2 separate regions of the Homo sapiens genome follow, and region 2 is linked to region 1. The links are chromatin contacts, found by Hi-C or POLR2A ChIA-PET in ENCODE. All regions are on one chromosome and are shown on one strand. The core of a region is the stretch at or near the end of the contact, and the rest is flanking DNA. Distances in the headings are between cores, read along the strand shown.

Region 1 (5,146 bases), core at 1,391-3,890:
AGACTAGGTTAAAAAAAAAAATTCCCCAAATGAATGTTAGCCACAGTGGAGATTATTTCGGAAGGGAGAGAAATGAAGGGGGCTCCCTGCAGCTCTGGCCCCAAGAGAAAGGCCCCTGAAAAGAATTGCGTGGGAGCTGCTAAAAGGGGGACCAGCTCCTCGCCTGCATGGCCTGATTGTTCCTTCTGGCAAAGATGTGGGCCCACTCATTTCTCTCCTATTTTCTTTCCTCCAAAAATGCTTTTGGCCTCTGGTTTCCGAAAGCTTTGCTCAGTGAGTTTAAACAGCATCTCACAGCATGGCCGAGCAATAACAAATGGCGCCTGGTGGCTCGCCTGCTGGTGGCTTAAAAAACAATTGATGACTTTTAATCAGCTGAATGAGCATGGGACAAATGACAGCATGGCCTGAATGCAGCCCAGACGTCATCGGCTGACATCAGTGGGGAGGAGGGAGGTGCCCTTCTGGTGAGCTTGGGAACAAACAGGAGCAGAGGCTGGCGCTTGAGGCTCCAGGAGGCAGCTCTGCTCTCACCCCAAAGCGGTTGCCTTCTTCTCTCCCTTCTGGGGAGACCAGGTGAGCCAAGGGCTGGGGCACTGGAAGACCGGGGTTCAGGGTCTCCAGATGTCACTTGGTAACTGTAGGCATCAGTTCCCCTCCAGACCTCAGTTTCCCCCTCTGATAAATGGAGGAGATGAAGGCAAGTTTGTGTCTTCTGTTAAGCCGCCCCATATGTGGGATAGCTTTAGACTGAATCTCTAAAGGACTCAAGTGAAGGTCTGTTTATATATCCTGCTCCTATCAAAACTATCAAAACCATCAACACTCCCCACTGCACGGCCACTTTCCCCCACCTCCCCCTACCCACACACCAAATGGATACTCACCAAGCATTCCTTTTTTTTTTTTTTTTTTTTTTTGAGACGGACTCTTGCTCTGTTGCCCAGGCTGGAGTGCAGCAGCGTGATCTCACTGCAACCTCCGCCTCCCGGGTTCAAGCTATTCTCCTGCCTTGTAATCCTAGCTGGGATTACAGGTGCGTGCCACCACACCCAGCTAATTTTTGTATTTTTCATAGAGATGGGGTTTTGCCATGTTGGCCAGGTTGGTCTCCAACTCCTAAGCTCAAGTGATCCACCTGCCTCAGCCCCCCAAAGTCCTGGGATTACAGGTGTGAGCCACTGCACCCGGCCTCACCAAGCATCTCTGATAAAGGAGTGCAAATTTGAGCAAAGGAAGCAAAAATGGCAGGAATGAAAATAAAGGTATTTGTTGAGTGCTTACTACATGCCTGGCCCCGTGCTATGTGTTTATAGGCATTATCTCATTATCCCCATCTCACATGAGGTGAGGTGGGGAGGAAACAGGCTCGGAAGGGTAAAGGAATCTGCCCATAGTTCTACCACCAGTAAGTGAGGGACACGAACACATGCCTACCTGCTTCCAAAGCGCTTGCCCTTCCTCACTTTTCCAGCCCAAACTGGGACACAGGAGCAACTTAAGAAAGTAGGCTGGGGGAAAACTTGACCTGATGCAGGAACATATAAATTATATTAAGAAATGCCACAGGTCACACCTCAGTCACAATCACAGGAACGCAAGACCTTTATGCCATGAATCTTCCCTGACCACCAAAATTTAGGAATTAAGAATCTGCTTCTTAGGATTTTTTTTTTTAATCCTGTGCTTGGTCCACAGGAATGGACACTCCCTCCTGGCCAGCTTGCCCACCCTCCAGGCCACAGTTTGCACACTGTTTGTCTCCCCGAGAAGAGCTACCCCTCCCTCCCTGGCTTATGCTGGGCTTTGTGCGAGATGGACCCTGAGATGGTGACTGGTGTATAGGATCCTGATTGGAGGCTGCTGTCAGGAACAATGCCTGTGAGGGAGAAAGGGCTGCAGGATGGGGCAGAGGGAGAAGCTGAACTACAGTGCAGTTGCAACAGAGGCCTCAGTCAACTCCAAGGCAAGTTCTGGGGCTGGGATGGCCCTTCAGAGATGTCCTAAATTGAGGCAAAGGGGTAAGTCCTTGCATAGTCTCCCCCGCCTATAAACCAGTCATTGAATGAGTTGCCCTCCCGGAAGGTGGCAGGGCGCTCCCTTGGACAAGGCAGCTCAGCCAGCTCCTATCAGCTAAGGACAATTCCAAGTGGGCAGCGGTCCCCACCCAAACCTTTGAAGGGGGTAGTTATATGGTGTGCTCCTGAATCCACCATCCCATCCAACAAAACTCCTGCTCATCCTTCAGTTGGCAGCTCAAGCTTGACCCATTCTTTCTGAACTCCTAGCCACTCCCTGAGCCCCTAGACTCGCCACTATTTCCATCCGCAATGATGGCCCTGCTTCAGAAATGTCAGATAACTCCTTACCCTCCATCTCTAGACAGTGAGAAATGGAGATCACCTTTACCACCTGTTCCTGGCACAAAGAAGCCTCCCCTAGGTGCTGAGTAGATGGATGTTGCATGGGAGGTGCCAGCAGGCCCACGGGAATGTTCCAGCTTCCACAATTTCCTCTCTATCAGTGACTCAAAGTGTCTACGTTGTTTCTGCCGATGACATACAAGCACAGAGAAAGCTTGCTCCCACAGCCAACCTGGCAACCTCTCTTGGGCTCAGGCCAAGAAAGTCCTGTCCTTGTTCCCTTCCCTGTCCAGTGTTCTGCTGTAAGTCCACTTCCTAGCTAAGAGGGCCAAGCACATTTAGAAGCCTCCGTGCCAGGGAAAGCCCAATGCCATTGCCAACTGCACTACATCGCCGTTCTTCTGAAGGAAATTACTATTGATCCCACAGCTCTCCTCCCCATGCTGTTTGCCGGGGACAGCCAAGGATTCCCGTGCCAGCTGGGCTCCCACACGGCTCGACTGTTCCTGCACCAGATGGCCAGACCAACACCCTCTGGCTGCCGCACGCTCCCTGGGAGACGAGGCTCTGACGTCTATCAGCCTGGCTTTTTGTGCACAGGGACGCCGGGGTCAGGGATTACAGGGCCAATCACATTACACTAAAAATCTCTGCACAGCGTAAAGATTTCCAAATCCCAGTGGTTATCAGTGTAACCAACAAGGCAGGGAAACTGTTTCTATAGCCTTAACTTTCACTGCTCTTTTCACAAATATCAGTTGAATGCCTCCGTGGTCTGAGGGATGCAATGGTAAACAAGACAGTCCCTACCCTCAAGCTAGTTATAGTCTACTGGGGTATAGGTTAGGTAACCATATCATTTATTGTTCAAACTAGGACACTTTTGAGAAAGTAAAAGGGGTGTTTTTATCGTTAAACCAGGGTAGTAGGCATAAATAAGGAGGTGTTCCAGGCAAACCAGGATGTTTGGGCACCCCAGATAGAGACACAGCATGACCAAAATGGGGGGGAGTTCAGGTCATGGGGGCATAGTACTGTTAGGTGGCGCCACAAGATGGCGCAATTGAAATACTCGTAGCTTTTCTTTGTTTTTGTTTTCTCTCTTGAAAACTAATTTTTCTTTCCATTGCCACAGAGCCAGTAGAACCCTTCCATGGTGTGCTGGAGCCAAAGGGTACTGGTTTGTGAGATCAGATCATCAAATTTTCAGGAATTTTTGCCAATTGGTTACTAAGCATAGCCATTAATAAAAATTAAAAGAAGTAAAATAAAAAATAGAATTATAATTAAAATAATTAAAATTTAAAATGGAGTAAGTCATATTAAAAACAAAGGTAATAAATACTGAAAACTCACACCTTCCTGACTGCTTTGCTACAGTTTACTATTATTTACTCTCATGAGGTTATTTACCCTTTCATGACTGTGTGGTAGAAATACTATGTAAAAGGCAGGGCATGGTGGCTCACACCTGTAATCACAGCACTTTGGAAAGCTGAGGCAGGTGGATCACGAGGTCAGGAGTTCGAGACCAGCCTGGCCAACATAATGAAACCCCCTCTCTACTAAAAATACAAAAATTAGCCAGGTGTGGTGGCGGGCACCTGTAGTCCCAGCTACTCTGGAGGCTGAGGCAGGCGAATCGCTTGAACCCGGGAGGCGGAGGTTGTAGTGAGCTGAGACCACACCATTGCACTCCAGCCTGGGTGAGAGGGTGAGACTCTGTGTCAAAAAAAAAAAGAAAAAAGAAAGAAATACTATGTAATGCTGTGTCCGTGTCTTTTCAACTCCATGGTCAGCACCATCACGTGGGCAGCTTGAGACTGGCTGTGGTGGGAGTATTTGCATCATGGAAATCAGCAGATACTACAAGTCAGGGCTTGGGGGGCAGGGAGCCAGTTGTTAAACATTTACTAGCACATCACCAGAATCATCATTTAAGTTCAATAATTTATGTGGCTGATTTCATGTACTCTGGGCAGTTCTATCACATTCCCCAAAATTATAATGTCCGCTCTCACCCAAAACAACACAGAAAGTTGGGGGAGGAAGGGGTTATGTTCTTCCCATAACCTAATCTGAACACTGAGGAAGGAGGAGCCCACACAGTTTAGTGCTAAGTGCCACAGTGCAGATAGGTGAATCAGGGAGTCCACCGCCAGGGTCTAGACTGCTGTGGAAAGCTTACCCCCAGGGACAGATGCCTAACATTTGCATATTCAAATTGACCAGTGGGGAACTCAGGATATCTTGTCTGTGATTGGTGGGATGACTTAGGGACTGCCCATGGGTACCACTTGTGCTGTGAGTCAGGGCCCCAGTAGCAATGGATGGCAGACTCAGCAAGAGGGTTAACTGACAAGAGTTTGTAAAGGGACTATTTACAGAGTTGTGGGCAGATTACAGAAACCACAAGGGATAGGGAAGTACCCTGGGACTAGCAACAATGGGAAGCTGCCACCACTCCCTGGACTGAGGGAGCCAGGAGTGGGGGCTGTTAGCAGAACCTGGAAAGAGCTGTAGGTGAGGGCTGCTATGGGACGAGGAACGCAGCCACCACCAAAAGGGCAGCCCAGCTGTGGAAATAAATACCCAACCTCTGACTCCTCCTACCTGCCTCCCATTGGCCAAGCCAACCAGAAGCCAGTGGTCAAGGCAGCCCAAGGGATCCAGTCCCCAAGGATCAAGGATCAGCCTCCTGGGCACAGAAAGTGGATGGGGTGAGGGGAGGGCAAATAGATCTGCCCGGCCAATATGGTGCTGCCCCTACCAGTCTGCTGGCT
Region 2 (5,146 bases), core at 1,488-3,987, 170 kb after region 1:
GCACGGTGGCTCACGCCTGTAATCTCAGCACATTGGGAGGCCGAGGTGGGTGGATCGATTGAGCTTAGGAGTTTGAGGCCAGTCTGGGCAACATAGTGAGACCCCCATCTCTACATAAAAAAAAAAAAATTAACTGGGCATGGTGGCACGTACCTGTAGTCCCAGCTACTCAGGAGGCTGAGGTGGGAGGATTGCTTGAGCCCAGGAGGTTGCAGTGAGCCAAGATCATGCCACTGTACTCCAGCCTGGGTGACAGAGCAAGACCCTGTCTCAAAAGAAGAAAAGAAAAGAAAAGAAAAAAAAAAAGGTAGACTAGACTCTGAGTATCTCCCTTCAGAGTGAATCAATATTTCCCAAAAGCCTCCACCCAGTAGATCCCCCACCTCATTGGTCAGGTCTGAGCCACAAGTACATTTCCAACCCAGTCCCCAGCAAAAGAAATAGACTGAGCATGCAGAGGAGTGATAGGTGTCAAAGAGTCAGTCACCATGCCCTCCACAAGCCCACAAGGGCATGCTCTCATTATAGATGACCTCCAAGAAATGCAACTCATGGGGTTTTCAGCAGATGTGACTGACAGGGTTAAATGTGGCAACAGACAGGGATCCACAATGGCTGCTCTGAGATAATGCTGGACTGTGGGTGCGGAAGGCATGCTGGGTATCCACCAACATTGAGCAGGGCTGTGAACCACGAATGGGCAGAGATCAACTTCCCCCAGGGCCACCCTGACCGATACATGGAGGCTGGCTCTTGTAGGGCAGCCTGGGACAGTGTGCATGTTGGCACACAGTCCCAGTCCTACCTGCAGAGAACATCCAGTTGAGGCAAGAGAGCCAAGTGTCAGTTTGTGGGCAATTGAGAGCAGAGAGCTGTCCAGAGGGATCAGGCCTGGAAAAGTAGGGTGGGAAGAACTAGGTTAAGTTTGAAGGGGGGCTCAATCTCAAGAAGGAACATGGAAGATGTCTTAGCTTTCTGTTGCTATAACAGAATACCTGACACTGAGTAATTTATAATGAACAGAAATTTACTTCTCACAGTTCTGGAGGCTGGAAAGTCCAAAATCAAGGCACCGGCATCTGACGAGGGCTTTCTTTCTGTGTCTTCACAGAGTGGAAGAGCAGAAAAGAGAGGAACCTACTCCTGCAAGCCCTTTTTATAACAACATAATCCATTCGTGAGAATGGAGCCCTCATGACTTACACACGTCTCATTAGGACCCACATCCCAACACTATTGCATTGGCCATTACGTTTCAACATGACTTTTGGAGGGGACAAAAATATTCAAACCATAGCAGAATAAGTTTTTTGGAGTGTTCCCCCAGAGGAATACGTTAAGACAAGGATTCCAGTGCAAATAGTGCATACATGTTTCAGTTATCTATTGCTGGGCAATGAACCACCCCAACACTTGGTGGCTTAAAACAAACAACCATTATTTGCTCACAATTTTACAACTTGAGCATCAGCTAGGGCAGCTCAAGTGGGGCTGGAAGAATTGTTTTCTAAAGAGCTAGCAAGTTGGTGCAGGCTGTTGCCTGGCAGCTTGACAGCGGCTATGCAGGCCTCTCCATGCGGTTGCCTGGACTCCCCCAACAGCACAGTGACTGGGTTCCAAGGCAGATGAAGTGGAAGCCACCATGCCTCTAAAGGTCTAGGCCTAGAACCAGCACAGCATCATGTTGCCACGTGCTATTGCTCAAAACCATCCCAGGCCCAGCCCAGATTCAAAGGAATGGAGAAAGACACTTTGTTAGTTTGCTAGGGCTGCCTTAGTAAAGTGCCACACAGACTGAGTGGCTTATTTTTTTTTTTTTTTTGACAGTGTCTTGCTCTGTCGTACAGGCTGGAGTGTAGTGGTGTGATCTCGGCTCACTGCAACCTCCGACTCCTGGGCTCAAACGATTCTCCGCCTCAGCCTCCCGAGTAGCTGGGATTACAGGCGCCCGCCATCATGCCCGGCTAATTTTTGTATTTTTAGTAGAGACGGGGTTTCACCATGTTGGCCAGGCTGGTCTCGAACTCCTGACCTCAAGTGATCCACCCACCTTAGCCTCCCAAAGTGTTGGGATTACAGGCATAAGCCACCACGCCTGGCTAATACTGAGTGACTTTAAACAATAGAAATTCATTCTTTCACAGTTCTGAAGGCCAGAAGTCTGAATCCAAGAGGTCAACAGGGTTGGTTCCTCCATGGGGGTTCTGAGGAAGAATCTGTCCCAGGCTTCTTTCCTGGCTTCTGTGGTTGCCAGCAATCCTTGGCATTCCTCGGTTTCAGCAGCATCACCTCATCTCCACCTCTGCAGTCACGTGGTATGTCTGTGCATCTGTCTCTGCCTCTTTGCATGGCCTTCTTCTCTCTTTGTGTTTGTGTGTCTCTGTGCCCACATTTCCTCTTCTAACAAGTACATTCGTCATTAGATTCAGGGCTGCTCGCCCTAATCCAGTATGACCTCATCTTAACTTGATTACATCTGCAAACAGCCTGTTTCCAAACGAAGTCATATTTACAGGTACTGGGGATTGAGACCTCAACATATCTTTTTGTGGGACACAATTCAATCCATAACAACACCCTATCTCTTAGTAGGGGGGATGACAAAGAATTTGCAACCATCGCTATTCCACCCCAATCAGAATGATCCCAGGAAAGGAAGCAAGGAAGCCAGCAGAGAAGGGAAGGAAGCCAAGAAAGCTTATGTAATCAAGGCAGCTGTTACTGTGGGCAACTGGGGCTCAATCCTACCAGGGATCTCTGGGAGACGGCGTAGAACACGCCTCAAAGTTTCCCCAACAGAAGGATGAGGCAGCTGGAGTATTTATCTGCTGATCCCCCCGTCACGGCTGCATTTCTGGCCTGCCCTGCGTGCTGAAAGAGTGCACAGCCAGCAAAACTCCCTCAGGCCGAGGCATGGGTGTTTGAGGCTACAGGCAGGCGGGTGGGGCACCAAAAGTGTCTGCTACAAAGAGCAGGTCAAGACAAGCCACCAGGAGGAGCAGAGATGTCCCCTGGCAAAATTCCAATCCCACAGGTTGAACCACTAGCGAGGGTTGCAGGGTACATGGGGCTACAGAAATGAACCCTAGGGGCCACCCCACAACCATGTAGCTAGGGAACCAAGGCAACCAAGCTCCAGGATGAGGCTTAAGGGAGCAGCTTCCCAGCCTGGGAAGACAGAGCGGGGCAGTGGGGAGCTGGGTCTGCCACAACCACATCCCCTACTGTGGGGGCTAAAGTCCAAGACTGGAGCATGGCTGGGCCTCGGCGTTCACCCTAGCAGCTTTTCCTGCCCAAAACAGTTATTCTGACCCAAGTCTCAGGAAAAAAGAGGAGGCGGGAGGCCACAGAGAAGCAGGCTGAATGTTTTTCGCTCTCTGTTTGTCACCTCCCCTTGCTCACCCCACAAACCCTCGCAGGCTCTCATGGCCTGCAAAGCCGCCTGCAGAAATCACAGCCATGAGTTTCTCATGAATGATTTTAAGTGATTCTTGCTCTGTCCATGGAGGGAAATCACTTATTGAAAATCCAGCAAAAGCCTGGCCAACTGAGGGCTGCTCTGACAGCATGGCCACTGGCGTTCAAACCACAAGGGGTCCTGGGAGAGAAAGGGGATCCTTGGGCCAAGGCAGGCATGAGCCCGAGGCCATACCCTCAGAAAATCAGGCCACTGTGCCCCCACTCTGTGCCTCGCACGCATGGTCTCATTTAATCCTTCCAACCCGTCATTCGCTGGCTCAGTCATTCGTTATGCAACGAATAATCACCCAGCACTTGCTGTATGTCACTCGCTGTTGTGGGCCCTGGGAAACTGTGGTGAACAAAACAGATTTAAAAAAAAAAAAATCCCTGCAGTCAAGAGCTTACATTTTTGTGGGAAAGAAAGGTAGCAAACAAATAAGCCAAACATGTAGTTTTATGGTAGTGAGTGGGAAGGAGAAAAGGAGACAGGGAATATAGGAGCTGGGGTTTGGGGAAAGGATGCAGTTTTCAAAAGCGTGACCAGGGACTTACTTGCTGAGAAGTTGACACTTCAACAAAGACCTTGAGCAGTGCAGGAAGGAGCCCTGCAGACAATACAGAAAGAGCAGGCCAGGGAACCGCATAACAGCAGAGGGAATAGCCAGTGCAAAGGCCCTGAGGGAGGAGTGAGCTCAGTGTATTCCAGGAACGGCAAAGCAGCCCATGTGGCTGAAAGGGAGGAAGGGAGGGGAGGTGAGTGGCCTTGAGCTCAGAGAAGGGAGGGGGCAGGAACCAGACCAGCCAGGGCCTTCCTAACACCCTTGACTTTCACTCATATAACACAGGAAGGCTCTGGAGAATTGTGTGCCAAAAGGGACAGGATCTGACTCGGGTTTCAGGGGATACCTCTGGCTGTTGTTTCCAGAACAGACTGTAAGGGGTGAGGACAAAAGGGAGGACCTCAGTGACCAGTCATTCTCCATATCCAGATTCTCAGAACCACGAATGTAGTCATAAATATGATTTTAGCAAGAAGTGTTTTTAACTTCACTACTAGCATTCTACAAAACCTACCTTCATTATTCTCATTTCAAAGATAAAGTAACAGGCCAGTTGGTGGGTACTTTGACCAGGAAAGCTCTAGTATGAATTTCCCATGAGGCCAAGGAATATGAAAACCCAAATTTCTGACTTTTTTTTTCTTGTTGCTTCCTCCTTCCTTCAGGTAAAACACACACACACACATAAACACACACACACACACACACACACACACACACACTTGTTTCATCCCCTGGTCTTTGAGTTCATGCCCAATTCCTTCTGGTCTTTTCCTTGGGAGGCAAAGTGGCATGAACCCAAGCTGAGGAATCAGATGGGCTGGGCTGAACCCCAGCTCTGCCACCCACCCATGGGCAGGGCAGTTTACAGAAACACAAATCTGGGCTTTACCTCCTCCTGTTGTAGGGTCCTTTCCCCTCCATGGCCCTAGGCAGTAGCCAAGCCTCCGTGTTCCCCTGCCTTTGGGCTTTATGGGCAGGGCCGCATCTGATGTTCTCAGGCACTCAGGAGCCAACCCTCCCTCCCAGGCTTTTGTTTTCAACTGAAACCAAAGCATCAAAAGGATTATATGAGATCAGCCATTCCCAGAGCCTGTTTTGTATACCGATGGAGGTACACGGAC

The links. A loop is a pair of places that touch in the nucleus more often than their neighbours do. ChIA-PET counts read pairs that join two places held with the same protein, here RNA polymerase II (POLR2A). Pooled maps may share reads with other maps.
Region 2: a pooled map shows a loop between it and region 1 (2.8-fold over the local background). The contact joins two enhancer-like sites. A Hi-C loop is called at or near these places in 1 of 168 maps with a recorded cell type or tissue (Caco-2) and 2 of 50 pooled maps. POLR2A ChIA-PET finds 5 or more read pairs at or near these places in 2 of 52 experiments (Caco-2 and WTC11).

What each region holds. Positions count from the first base shown.
Region 1 is chrX:39,811,176-39,816,321 of GRCh38, forward strand. No RefSeq gene overlaps it. Among named protein-coding and RNA genes, the nearest start is that of MIR1587, 24 kb to the right of the region's middle. RefSeq lists an enhancer at 3,481-3,540. Within about 2 kb of position 2,641, at least 15 of the 41 ENCODE cell types and tissues checked have a DNase peak (open chromatin) inside an H3K27ac peak, as active enhancers do.
Region 2 is chrX:39,981,559-39,986,704 of GRCh38, forward strand. No RefSeq gene overlaps it. Among named protein-coding and RNA genes, the nearest start is that of LINC03053, 25 kb to the right of the region's middle. Within about 2 kb of position 2,738, at least 3 of the 41 ENCODE cell types and tissues checked have a DNase peak (open chromatin) inside an H3K27ac peak, as active enhancers do.